Regions from separate parts of the Homo sapiens genome. Here region 2 is linked to region 1. A link is a contact called in ENCODE Hi-C or POLR2A ChIA-PET data. All regions are on one chromosome and are shown on one strand. Each heading gives the region's core, a stretch centred on a gene start or an enhancer-like site at or near the end of the contact. The rest is flanking DNA. Distances are from core to core; before and after follow the strand shown.

Region 1 (6,046 bases), core at 1,672-4,171:
AAGGAGCAACGCAGGACAATAATGAGCATACAGTGTGGATAATCAATCTTCTATTGATATCTTTAAGGGGAAAAATTAGGGGGATAATCCATTTGGACCAGGAAGAAGTATAAGTGGGTAGGACTGGAAGTCGGAGGAGGTAAACTAGGGCAAGATGAAGTTCCATAACGTTCTCCACACTTCGGAAGTTGAGTCAGGTGCTTGTGCTGGGAGAGAGGACCGAATCCAGGATAAAGCTTCTGTTCAGCACAGCTCCATCTGCCAATGCAGATAACTTGGGATATTTTCATGCCAGATGTGCAAGGATCAAGAGATTCACAGAAAAGTTGTTGAGCTTGAGAGACAAAGAGGTAATTTTTAAAATAGGGAATATGGAGGAATGTATATTCTAGGAAAAGCCTTGAGTATAAAACTTTTAAAGTTTTTCTTTTTTTTTTTTTTTTTTGAGACGGAGTCTCGCTCTATCGCCCAGGCTGGAGTGCAGTGGCGCGGTTTTGGCTCACTATAAGCTCCGCCTCCCGGGTTCACGCCATTCTCCTGCCTCAGCCTCCCAAGTAGCTGGGATTATAGGCGCCCCCACTACGCCCAGCTAATTTTTTGTATTTTTTAGTAGAGACGGGGTTTCACCATGTTAGCCAGGATGGAATCCATCTCCTGACCTCGTGATCCACCCGCCTCGGCCTCCCAAAGTGCTGGGATTACAGAGATGAGCCACGATGCACGGCCTAAAGTTATATATATATATATATATATACACATACACACACATACACATACACACACACACACATATATATATGTGATTTAAATATATAGATAGATATACATATGTAACTTTTTTTCTCTTGAGACAGAGTCTCACTCTGTCACCCAGGCTAGGTGCAGTGGCGCGATCTTTGCTCACTGCAACCTCCACTTCTCGGGTTCAAGTAAGTCTCCTGCCTCAGTCTCCTGAGTAGCTGGGATTACAGGCATGCGCCACCACGCCTGGCTAATTTTTGTATTTTTAGTAGAGGCAGGGTTTTGCCATGTTGGTCAGGCTGGTCTTGAACTTCCGACTTCAGGTGATCCACCCGCCTCGGCCTCCAAAAGTGCTGGGATTACAGGTGTGAGCCACTGTGCCTGGCCCATATTTAACTTTTTAAGTTAAATAACGTACACAGCTTTCCTGGACTTCAAAACCTGGTGTTAAGGACAGACTTTCCAATATAGAGATACTAGGCTGTTTTTATATAAAATTGCTTTATCTCAAACTCATTGGTGTAGGCTCTAATGGAGGGAAGGGGATGCTGATGTCTTAGGACAGCTGCCTGTGAGAAGCTTGAAGAGCTGACTTTTGCAGTGCTTCTTAAGCCGTAGCATGCGTCGGAAACACCTGTTAGTGCTGGTTTAAAATGCAAAATTTGCAAGACTTTTTTTTCCTTATTTATCTACTATGGTTTGAATGTGTCCCCCAAATTTCATGTGTTAGAAACTTAATCTCAAAATGTGACCGTATTGAATCTTTAAGAGGTGATTGGATCAAAAGGTTTCAACCCTTATGATTAATCCATTTATAGGTTAATGGATTAATGGGCTAATAGACTAGCAGGTAATCATGAGAGTGGAACTAGTGGCTTTTTAAGAAGAGGAAGAGAGACCTAAGCAAGCATGTGAGCTCACTCAGCCCCTCACCATGTGATTCCCAGTGTGGCCTTGGGACTCTACAGAAAGTCCTCACCAGCAAGAGTCCCCTCACAGTTGCAGCCCCTCAATCCTGGACTTCCCAGCCGTCATAACTGTAAGACATAAATTACTCTTCTTTATAAATGACCCAGTTCCACATATTCTATTATAATCAACAAGGAACGAACTAATACATTATCTAAAATTATCTCCTGAAAGCAATTACAGTAAGGATCTTGCTTTTTAGAAAACAAAAAATTATTGTATACATTTTAAATTTTAAAAAACTACTTTAGCCAGGCGTGGTGGCTCATGCCTGTAATCCCAGCACTTTGGGAAGCCAAGGCAGGTGGATCACGAGGTCAGGAGTTCAAGACCGGCCTGACCAAGATGGTGAAACTCTGTCTCTACTAAAAATACAAAAATTAGCCAGGTGTGGTGGCAGGTGCCTGTAACCCCAGCTATTTGGGAGGTTGAGGCAGAGAACTGCTTGAACCTGGGAGACAGAGGTTGCAGTGAGCCGAGATCACGCCACTGCACTCCAGCCTTGGGGACAGAGCAAGACTCCGTCTAAAAAAAAAAAAAAAAAACTAGCAATACCAGGAGAAAATAAGCCCAAGCCCGGTGGCTCACACCCATGATCCCAGCACTTTGGGAGGCCAAGGCAGAATGAAGGCTTGAGGCCAGGAGTTTGAGACCAGCCTGGACAACATACCAAGACCCCATCTCTACAAAAAAAAATTTTAATTTTTAAAATTAAAAAAAAATTTTTTTTTAGATGTTATGCACTAGTAGCTACTTGGGAATGTTAGATGTTATGTCCCAGCTACTTGGGAAGCTGAGGCAGGAGGATTGCTTAAGCCCAGGAATTCACTGCTACACTCCAGTCTGAGTATACCCTGTCTCAAAGAAAAATAAAAAGAGAAAATAAAATTTTATGTGCAAAAAGTTAGGAGAGGGCAAAGTCAAGTAAAATTTCCCCATATTAACTTAGAAATAGTAATAAGGGCAAAATGTTCTAAAGGTTTCATCTGTTAGTGTCCTAGCCTGGAAAAAAAAAAAAAGGATGCCCTTAAATTGAGTCATTTAGGAAGAGTGTAATAAAGTCACTATTTACAAAGCATGGACTGGGCTTAGACAAAGCAAAAGGGATGTGCACTACCCTTGGGCTGGTGAGTGCAAGAGCCACTACCGCCACCATGTCTGTAAGGACAAGGCAATGGAACCCATTAAAGGAACCTAGAAAGCTGATAGAGAGGGCCACCTGGCAGGAAGGAACCAGAGAAATAAATATGCCAACCTCCTTGGCCAACCCCTAGAGGCTGGAGGGCAAAAGCAGCCTACTGATGTCATCCTTGTGACTCAGCCTCATGGGCAGAGAGCAGGGCAAAGAAGGGTGGAGAGCAGATTATGAGTAGCAAATGGGGAAAATCTAGCACCTGTCAGAGATGGCTAACGCACTGGAGTGGCTACTGTGTATCTTAACAAGCACTGAAGACAACAGTACAGAGATTTCCTTTTCTATCATCTCGTTTATATAACCATGCAGTAGGTTTATAAGAAACCTACCATTAAGTGGCTGGGTGCAGTGGCTCATGCCTGTAATTCCAGTACTTTTGGAGTCCGAGGTGGGCAGATCATTTGAGGTCAGGAGTTCGAGAACAGCCTGACCAACATGGTGAAACCCCGTCTCTACTAAAAATACAAAAAAATTAGCCAGGAGTGGTGGCGGGTGCCTGTAATCTCAGCTATTTTGGAAGGCTGAAGCAGGAGAATCTCTTGAACCTGGGAGGCAGAGGATGCAGTGAGCTGAGATCGTGCCACTGCACTCCAGCCTGGGCGACAGAGCAAGACTCTGTCTCAAAAAAAAAAAAAAGAAAAGAAAGAAAGAAACATCACATCAAGTGTTATGGTTTTGTACTGTGTCTCATTCCAGAAAAAGCCCAGAAATCTGAACTTCAAGTAAGAACTCAAGCTGAGGGCAGTGGTTCACATCTGTAATCCCAGCACTTTGGAAGGGCGAGGTAGGGGGACCGCTTGAGCTCAGGAGTTTGAGAACAGCCTGGGCAACAGCAAGACCTTGTCTCTACTAAAAATAAAAAAGGAGTCCCTAGAACTCAGTGATAGTCTCTCTTCTCTTGGTCCCTGTCAGGGCTGTACAGAAACCCCAGAGTCTCTCAAGCCAGCTTAGTCCTGCAACAGACATGCAGAGGGAACATCTGTAACCTGAAAGAGGAAGGTCAGACACTGACCTGGCTTCACGGGACCCTACGAGTCTTTAGGCATGAGTGGGCCCAGGCTGCTGGCACTGACCAGGCTCACCTTATCTTGGCTCCTGGGCTGAATGGCTGAGCTTTCCAGGCTTGGGCTGGGGAGGTCCCTCTTATTTAGCTTCCTTGTCAGCAGTTTCCAGAAGGTGAAAGTTACCTGCCCAAGGTAGTAACCTTAAACTGCAATAGAAATAACTCTCTGGGCTAGAGATGCCAAGGTTGTACCGAAAGTTTCCAAGGCAGTAGAGCACTTAGCCCTGTCTCTGTGTCCCCGTGAAGGCCCTAGTCTTCCTCCTTTGACTGGTGTGTTGGCGACCTGTAAAGCTTGGGTATGGGCTGGGCAGGGCAGGCCGCAGGGCCCAGTCTGGCTTCCCGTGGAAGCCAGTGAGTTTCCCGCAAAGAGAAAGTTCTGGCTGTAGGCCTCAAGGGCAGGGAGAGAGGCCTTCTTTAACCCCAGCAGTAAGAAAATGCTCATTCTATACCGTGTAAAGGGACCCTTAGTGTTTCCTGGGCTGACACAGAGAAGAACTATTTATTTCTCAGCTATCGTTCTCTGACTTGGCAAGCTCAGGCTGGAGTGGGGAAAAGCAGATCCAAGACAATCATGTGATGGAATTACACCTGCTGAGGTAAAGCACAGTGCTGCTCCCCAAGCAAACATTCTTGCAGACTCTGCACTGCAAACTCAGCTCAGGAGGCGCTGGGCTAATTTGTCTTTTGCCAACTAAAGGCAAATGGAGGAGGGCAGAGCCTGGCAGCTTCTCCTACTGCCTGGTGATTTGAGGATCACTCTGCCTCCCTCCCCGCTCCACCACTCTCTCACTGATGCCTAAATAACAGGTAGGAATTCGCTCCACTTCGCCAAGGAGCAAGGAAATGCACATCACTTTACTTTTTAAAATCAAATGGAATCATGCTGTGAGCCCCACCTTGCCCTGGCTGGTGCAATCCCCAATATTAATGATTATTGAAATCCCCTCTTTTCTGTTGGGCCGTACTAGAATCCGGGGCCCTGCTTGGTAATAGCAAAATGGGGCAGGGGATTGAGTTAGCCAATAAAATAGCCACCATTATTAATGTTGCTACTTTTGTTATGTGACACAGCTATTGGACTAAAAGGTTTCACCTCAAAGTGCCTACTTTACCTGCAGGCTCTGCCACAGGGGCCCTTGTGGATATTTCCAAGGTTATATAGTTAGAGATTGTCCTTGAGGTATTAGTCATGTGCCAAGTTTGAGTGGTGGTGGTAGTAGAAGGAGTGTTGAGGAAACTTTAGATCTTCTCCCCGTAATCTAGGTCAGCATCCCCTGTTCCTTGTTGTAGGTAATTAATATTTTCTCATTTTCATGTATGTAGCCATGTAAACAGCTTAGAGCATCCTCTTCCCCTCCCAGCCTTTCAATCAGATTGCTGCCCCTAAACCCCTCCTACAGAGACATTCTGACTTCCAGGCACCAACTGCTCCCCTAGACACCAGCAACCTCCAGAGCCCTTTACAGAAAAGGCGCAAGGCTCCAGACTCATAGAATCCAATTCTCTCTCTCATCCACAAAGCCCTAGCTTCTCTCCAACCAATCCCCACCTCATCCTCTGGGGTACTGCCATCTAATTCCTTCTTGGGTTTGACCCTTGAATTATAGAGAAACCATTAGCTAACTGCTGCCACCACTACCCCCAAGACAAAATGAGGAACTAAGACTGACCGCTAAACACAAAGCCTTAGCTAACTGGGGAGCTAGGAGGTCAGTGAAGAGGAATAGAATTTTTTCTTCCACCGGGTGTAGTGGCTCACGCCTGTAATCTTAGCACTTCGGGAGGCTGAAGTGGGTGGATCACCTGAAGTCAGGAGTTCAAGACCAGCTTGGCCAACATGGTGAAACCCCATCTCTACTAAAAATACAAAAATTATCCAGCCATGGTGGTAGATGCCTATAAGCCCAGCTACTCAGGAGGCTGAGGGAGGAGAATTGCTTGAACCTGGGAGGCAGAGGTTGCAGTGAGCCAAGATTGCCTCATTGCACTCCAGACTGAGTGACAAGAGTGAAATTCCATCTCAGAAAAAAAGAAAAGAAAAGAAAAATATATTTTTTTCTTTTTTTCCTATAGCAGAA
Region 2 (6,046 bases), core at 1,679-4,178, 3.4 Mb after region 1:
GAACTGGCACTTGTCCCCGTACTTACAGGCACCGTTTTCCTCAAAGGGGCGGCACAGCTCCGTCTTGTAGCGGCTGGAGTTGACCTGGCCGCCCCCGGGCTGCTTCTGGGTGGGCAGCAGCCGCTCGCCCCCTTCCGAGAAGGAGCGGTCTCGGAAGCGGCTGTCTCGCGAGCTCAGAGCGGGGGCTGGCTCACCCTTGAGGCTGCTGAGGAGCTGGTTCTGGTGGAACTTGGAGCTGGGCAGGGTGACTGAGTGCCTCCGAGGGAAGCCCCCACCAGCAGGGGTGCCCACTGCCTTTCTGTCCAGCAGGCAACCCCCTGCACTGGGAGCACTATAGTTGAGCATCTTGTTACCCTGGAGAGAGAAGAGAAAGGATGGTAAGGACAGAGGACATCCACCAGGATGTCCACTATGGGCAGCCCCCTACACAATCACAAACGCCCGCTCTTTCTCAAAGAACTCATCTCTACCTCGGCTCTAGCAAGCTCCCTTCCCTCTCTCCCTCCCATAGGCCATTCACCTGGGTTTATTTTGGCCCCATGCGTAAGAAACCACAAGATCCAAACTGTGTGACAAGCACCCTGCTCCATGCTGACTCCTGCAATGCAACCCCCATGTCCTCTGTCCCCAAAGCTACCACTTTAAAGTTCAACTTTTTTACTAGTCAAATAGATTCTTCAACTCAAAATATCTCACACAACCCAGACCTCTCTAGATTACCGCACCCCGCCCCCGCCACCGCCCGCGACAAAAACAGGTAAACCTCAGAAAGGAGTCTATCATAGGCTACGTTAGGTCCCCTTCCAATCAGTCTCTGCTTAATTGATACCCCCTCCTTCAAGACCTGGCCTAAGACTCTCAACTTCCTCCTTCAGAAGTGTTCCCTTCCTTTGGCAACAGGTTTTCAGACTGCCTTTGCTTTTTCTTGTGGGGAGGAGATTGGGGGCCTGGTCTGAGGTTGGGGGAGACAGGGATGTGATTCCTGAAAATAAAACTCTTTGCCCTAAGTTCCCGGAAGAGATATTTTCTACAATAATCTCTCTCACCATTTCCACTCAGCCCTAGCCCACCCCGCCCCCTTCACTGAGAAGATGCCTTTGCAATTAGTCTTTTGGCTGCAAGAGCAAGCTTGGATAAGAGCTCCAGTGTTTAATCTTTAACGCAAAGCTGCAGATGGAAAGGAAAAGGAAAGCACCAACCCCCCTACCCACCTCCTAGTCAATAGCGGATTGGGGGTGGTGGGGATGGGGGCAGAGCCACCAATGGCAGGTTTCTGTTCCAATAGGACCCTGGTCACCTGCCCAAATTGTACCCAAGATTTGGAAATGGTGCAGGTCAGGGACCTAGGAGTTAGTTCCCAGCCCATGTGGGTGTCATTGTGCAAATTCTAATGTTGGTCCCTTAGGATCAGCAGGGGGGGACCGGGAATCTGTAACTGCAACCACCCCACCGAGAGGATTACAGGAACCCAGTCGAGAGCTGGTTCCCAACAATGAGGTTCATTTAAAAAGTCGTGAGGGGGGAGGGGGGCCAAAGAAAGAAATAGATCAAAGAGCGGGAGAGTCGAGAAAAGAAGGAAGAAATGTTGGGGAGCGCTGGCAGCCGGGCTGGCAAGTGGAGTTTGGGAATGTGCAGGGAGGGAAGGAAGCTGAAAAATTCAAACTTTTTAAATGCTACTCTTCAGCTCCTCGGCGTCCCTGCACCCCAACCCTGCAGCCCTGGGGCGTTGGCAGCTGCACCAACAGGAGCAGCAAGCTGGGAAAACAGAGCAACATGACCCGACGTGTTAAGAGAAGGCAAAACACTTCAGCAATTAAAAAGTAGCCCAGCAGCTTCACCCTTTCAAATTGGGAGGGGGAGGTTGGAAAGAAATTTAACAACATCCATAGACTTTTGCTATGTACATTTAAACCGCAGTCCTGGAACATTCCGAGTTTAAAACTTGCTTTTTCAACACTGGCTGACAAGCAACATGTTTTAAGGAGCCCCCCATTAAATCCTTACTCGCGGGACTCTCGAGTTCAAGCCAGCATTTTGTCGCCACCTCCCCCCCCAACCCCGCCCGCAATCGATGAGCCGCAATGCCTCGGCAACACAGGTAAGCGGGTCAACCTGAATGCCTCTTTCACCCCAAAGTTTGCTGCACGATCGGCTATCGCGGGAAGAAGCCCAACGGAGCTAGGGCGGACTCAAGCCCCACTGCAAACTTGTTCTGCAACATCTTTTTGAATCACAACTTGGCCTTTCTTCCTCGCATATCCCCAGCTCCCCCCAAAGAGTGGAGGAAAACATTGTCCCGAGACTCACTTCCCCGAGGGACCTCCCACTCCCAACCCCACGGGTGGGTAATGCCGCTGGACAGACCTAGGGCGCAGACTGGGAACCCGATCAGACCAGCAAACCTGGGATCCAGCAGCACGTTACGTAAAACAGGATCGCCCAAAACTTGTCCCAATCCCAGCCCTCCCCCCGAAGCCCCCGGGCTGCCCTGCCAGGCAAACTTCGCCCCTCAAAACCCTGGCCTCCAGATTCACATGTAATCCCCGCCAGCAACTGTTGAAACTCAAAGGGTGGGAAGGACGGGGCCAAATTCCTTCAAACTTGGGAGAAATGCCGGAGGAGAAAAGAATCATCTCGCTGCACCACTTTCCCCATTGCCTTCCAAGACCCAAACTTTTGGGGGTTCTTTCTTAAGGCAAAAGAAAAAGACTTTTTGAAAAGCAAATGCTCCGCCCCCCTTTACCTTGCATAAAACTTCGCTCAAGTCGAAGATGGTGGCAGACACGAGGGTGGTGGTCATCCTGTGCGTTCGCGCGAGCCAGGGGCGAGGATCTGGTGTGTCGCGAAGGTCCCGGTGCGGGGAAGGCGCAGCCTCTCCTGTCTGGAGTCCCACACGCCAGTTCCCGGCGCCCCTCGCCTTTCTGACTCCGGGCTGGGGCGCGCAAAGCCCAATTTATAAAGTTCAGATTTGGTGGGCCGGGGGGAGGAGGAGCTTTAAACTTATTTAAATGAGGAAGAGGAGGAAAAAGAAGTTGATTGACACTGGAGTTGAATCAGCCATGCGGTCAGGCGGGGAGGGGGGGCAGGGGGAGGAGAAGAAACTTTCAAAAGGAAGAAGGGGGAGGGGAGACGAGAAAAGAAGGCGGAAAAAAAAAACCCCACTGTGAGCCGCGCACAACTTTTTTTTTTTTTTCTTTAAGAGGAAAAGTTTCAAGTCGGCTGACTTCCCTACCCGGCGCTTCAGGCGCCCCCTCTCCGGGGCCGCGCGGGCGCAGAGCGGGAGGGGCGCGCCCCCTCCTTTGTCAGCCTCAGAGCGCGGCTGTGACGTCACTCATTCCACTCCCTCCGGGGTTCTTGTTGTCATGTTGTTGTTTTTTGTTGGGCAGGAAGGCGGGCTCGACTTTCTCTTTTTGCCAGCGGGAGCTGAAGCCCGTCCTTAGCGCCCGGGCCGCGGTTTCCATCTTGAGCTGGCGGTCTCCTTGAAACTTCCCCAAGTGTCTGCACAACTTACCTTTTCCCGACTTCTCTTCGACACTCGGCTCCCTTCGGCAAACCGGGCAGGCCGAGGACATTAGAAATTTGGGACGCACAGAATGTTCAAGCCTAGGATTTTATGTTGCTGTTTTTTTTCCAGCGGGGCGTAGGGTGGGGCGCGCTGCTGGGGGGACTAGGGAAACTTTTTCCCCAGGAGGACATGGTCTGGCGGGGGCGAGCGCGGCACAATTTAGTGCGCCGCACGCGTCGACACTCGCGCTCGCTTTGCAGCCGGCGCTCTCCGGGTGTGGGCGGGTGGGGGGCGCCGCAAAAAAAGACCACAACCCGGGACGATTGTTTGTTTTACCAGGCCTAGGCGTGCCGTTTCTTTTCACGCATCCAATCTTTAAACTTTTTAGTCAAGAAAACCCTAATCCTTCCTGAATGCCCCTTCCTCCCAGAAAAAGCCCACCGAGCAACTCACTACTTTCCACGCGCGCTCCGAATTCTGGGCGGCGCCACAACCCTCCCTCCTCCTCCATCCTCCCCACACACACCTCAAGACTCTAGAACAATGAAAAAAGGTTACTTTGGTAAGAATGAAGGTAAAGAGGTGGAGGGAGGCGGCACTTTTAACTTATTGTTGCTTCTCTCTCGCCCCCACCGGAGTGGAACATATGGCTTGTCACGCTGCGCCGTTTTGGCGGGAGGTGGAGAGGGGGACATGGGAGCCACGAAACCGAAGGGCCCGCAATGGAGCATGACTCCCTTGAAAATGATAAAATATATACTGTTAGGTTTGGATGCCGCCCACCCAAATAAAAAGTTAACGAGTCCCCCACCCGCCCCCTGCGCCTTGGCCCGACTGCTGGCGTGATGACCCAGGCGGAAGTCGCAGGGCTGCGCTTCTTTCCGATTTCCACGCGGGCTCCGCCGCCCCCCTCGGCCCTCGCACGTTTCTTCCCAGCACTCGAGGCCGCCGAGTCTGTTATGAAACCCGGTGCTGCGGAGTGGCTAAGATTGAGTTCCATTGCGATGTAATTAGGTCACCCCATTATGAGCACGTTTCTTTGGAAAGGACGGGGCGGGCCGAAGAGAGCGCATTCTCACCACCCCCAACACACACTTTTTTTTAAAACTGCATTTCTTATTTATTCGTAAACATCTGGGCAAACCCAGCGAAACCTTCCAAATCACAATTGTTTGAGAAACCGGCTGTTTTTCAACTTTGTGAAACCCAACTTTTGCTGCAGCCACGAACCTACGTGATCCCAGCGGGGTCGGCTTTCATTTGTCTCCTCTGCCCGAAATGGATGGCCCCCACTTTAACTCGGCTGCTGCCCCTCGCTTGTTCTGCTGCTGCCCTCCAGCCGTCTGTTGCTTCCCTCCCCCGCTCCCATTTTTCAGCTTTTCTTGAAATCTGGCAAGCGCCAGAAAGGGAAATAACTTCCATCCACCTTAATTTAAATCATTCAAGTGTAGGTTTCTTTCTTAGAGGGATGTTTGCTCGTTCCTTTCCCAAGTGGGTGTTGGGGCGGTGGGGGAGAGATTTCGTGCAGTTTCTTGGTGATGAGGTAATGAGTTCCAGATTTCAGGACAGAGCAGAGTGCGCGTTGAAACCACAAGGTTAGTCTGAGTTCTGATGTGAAGCTATTTCGGTTTTTTATTCCCCCGGCCTCCACCCATTCCCGCTCCCCCACCCCCCACCCCCCCCAAAAAAGAGGCCGGCTGGTCTTTAACTCCCGAGGGTTCGCGAAGCTCAGCTGGGGGGACCGGAGGAGGGGCTGGAAAAAAGCAAAGGGGAAGGGGACTGGGAGCGGGCGGGGCCCCCTTCCCGGCCCAGGGCCTGTCCCCGCGGGGCACCGGCTATGCCCCTGCTTCGGGCGGCGCCGCTTTCCCTCCAAGGCTGCGGGACCGGCCAGGAGCACCATCAGGCGCCCCAGAATGGCTACAAAGTGGATTTTTCCAAAGAAAGCTGATTCCTCGAATTTCCTCGGCTTTTCCAACTCCCGGAGGCCCTCCCCTCCCCCTCTCCCCGGGGGCGCGGGCTCCGCAAGGCTGCGACTGGCCTAGCCCGCTCGCTCCCGAGTTGTTTACCGGCCCCGCCGACCAAGGGTTTGTTCCAGCTCCCAGAGCCTGTCTCTATAATTAAACTCTTTTTTAAATTGTCGGGTTGAAACGTCATTTCGGGGACTTTCCAAGGGTGAGGGAGCCGAGAGGAGGGAGCGAGTCCCTTAACCCTTCGCTGACCCGGCGTCCCCGCCGCGGTGAGGGCCCGAGGGCGGGAGCCGACCCGCCCTCGCCCAGACGTGGTCGACAGGTGCCCAGGGGTGGCGGGAGGGCGGCCCTACGGTGCAGGAAGGCCGAGGCGAGGCGTGCGTGGCCGTCCCCCGCCAACTTCGCGGTGCATTCCGCCCTCCCGCTCCTTACCCGCGCAGTCCCCAGGCTGGCCGCCGCCTCACCTGCACTGCCGCTTCCGACCGGGAGGCGGTGGGCCGGCTCCTCTGTCCCAGGCCCGACTTCCGGGCCCTCCCCATTCGCCTGGAGCGCGTCCCTTCGTGGGGAGGGGCGG

Evidence for each region. Hi-C counts contacts between places; a loop is a spot of excess contacts on that map. ChIA-PET counts read pairs that join two places held with the same protein, here RNA polymerase II (POLR2A). Pooled maps may share reads with other maps.
Region 2: a pooled map shows a loop between it and region 1 (2.2-fold over the local background). The contact joins the promoter of ZFP36L1 here to the enhancer-like site in region 1. A Hi-C loop is called at or near these places in 1 of 50 pooled maps. POLR2A ChIA-PET finds 5 or more read pairs at or near these places in 2 of 52 experiments (B cell and activated B cell).

Annotation. Positions count from the first base shown.
Region 1 is chr14:65,350,335-65,356,380 of GRCh38, forward strand. No RefSeq gene overlaps it. Among named protein-coding and RNA genes, the nearest start is that of MIR4708, 18 kb to the left of the region's middle. RefSeq lists enhancers at 5,593-6,046, 5,613-5,702. Within about 2 kb of position 2,922, at least 5 of the 41 ENCODE cell types and tissues checked have a DNase peak (open chromatin) inside an H3K27ac peak, as active enhancers do; they include B cell, where a contact is called at or near this core.
Region 2 is chr14:68,790,139-68,796,184 of GRCh38, forward strand. It overlaps ZFP36L1 (ZFP36 ring finger protein like 1), which reads right to left and starts at 2,929. Exons shown (of 2, transcript NM_004926.4): 1 at 2,744-2,929; 2 at 1-354. The coding sequence starts at 2,800. RefSeq lists enhancers at 1-462, 4,550-5,094, 4,757-4,916 and silencers at 3,087-3,156, 3,177-3,376, 5,657-5,976.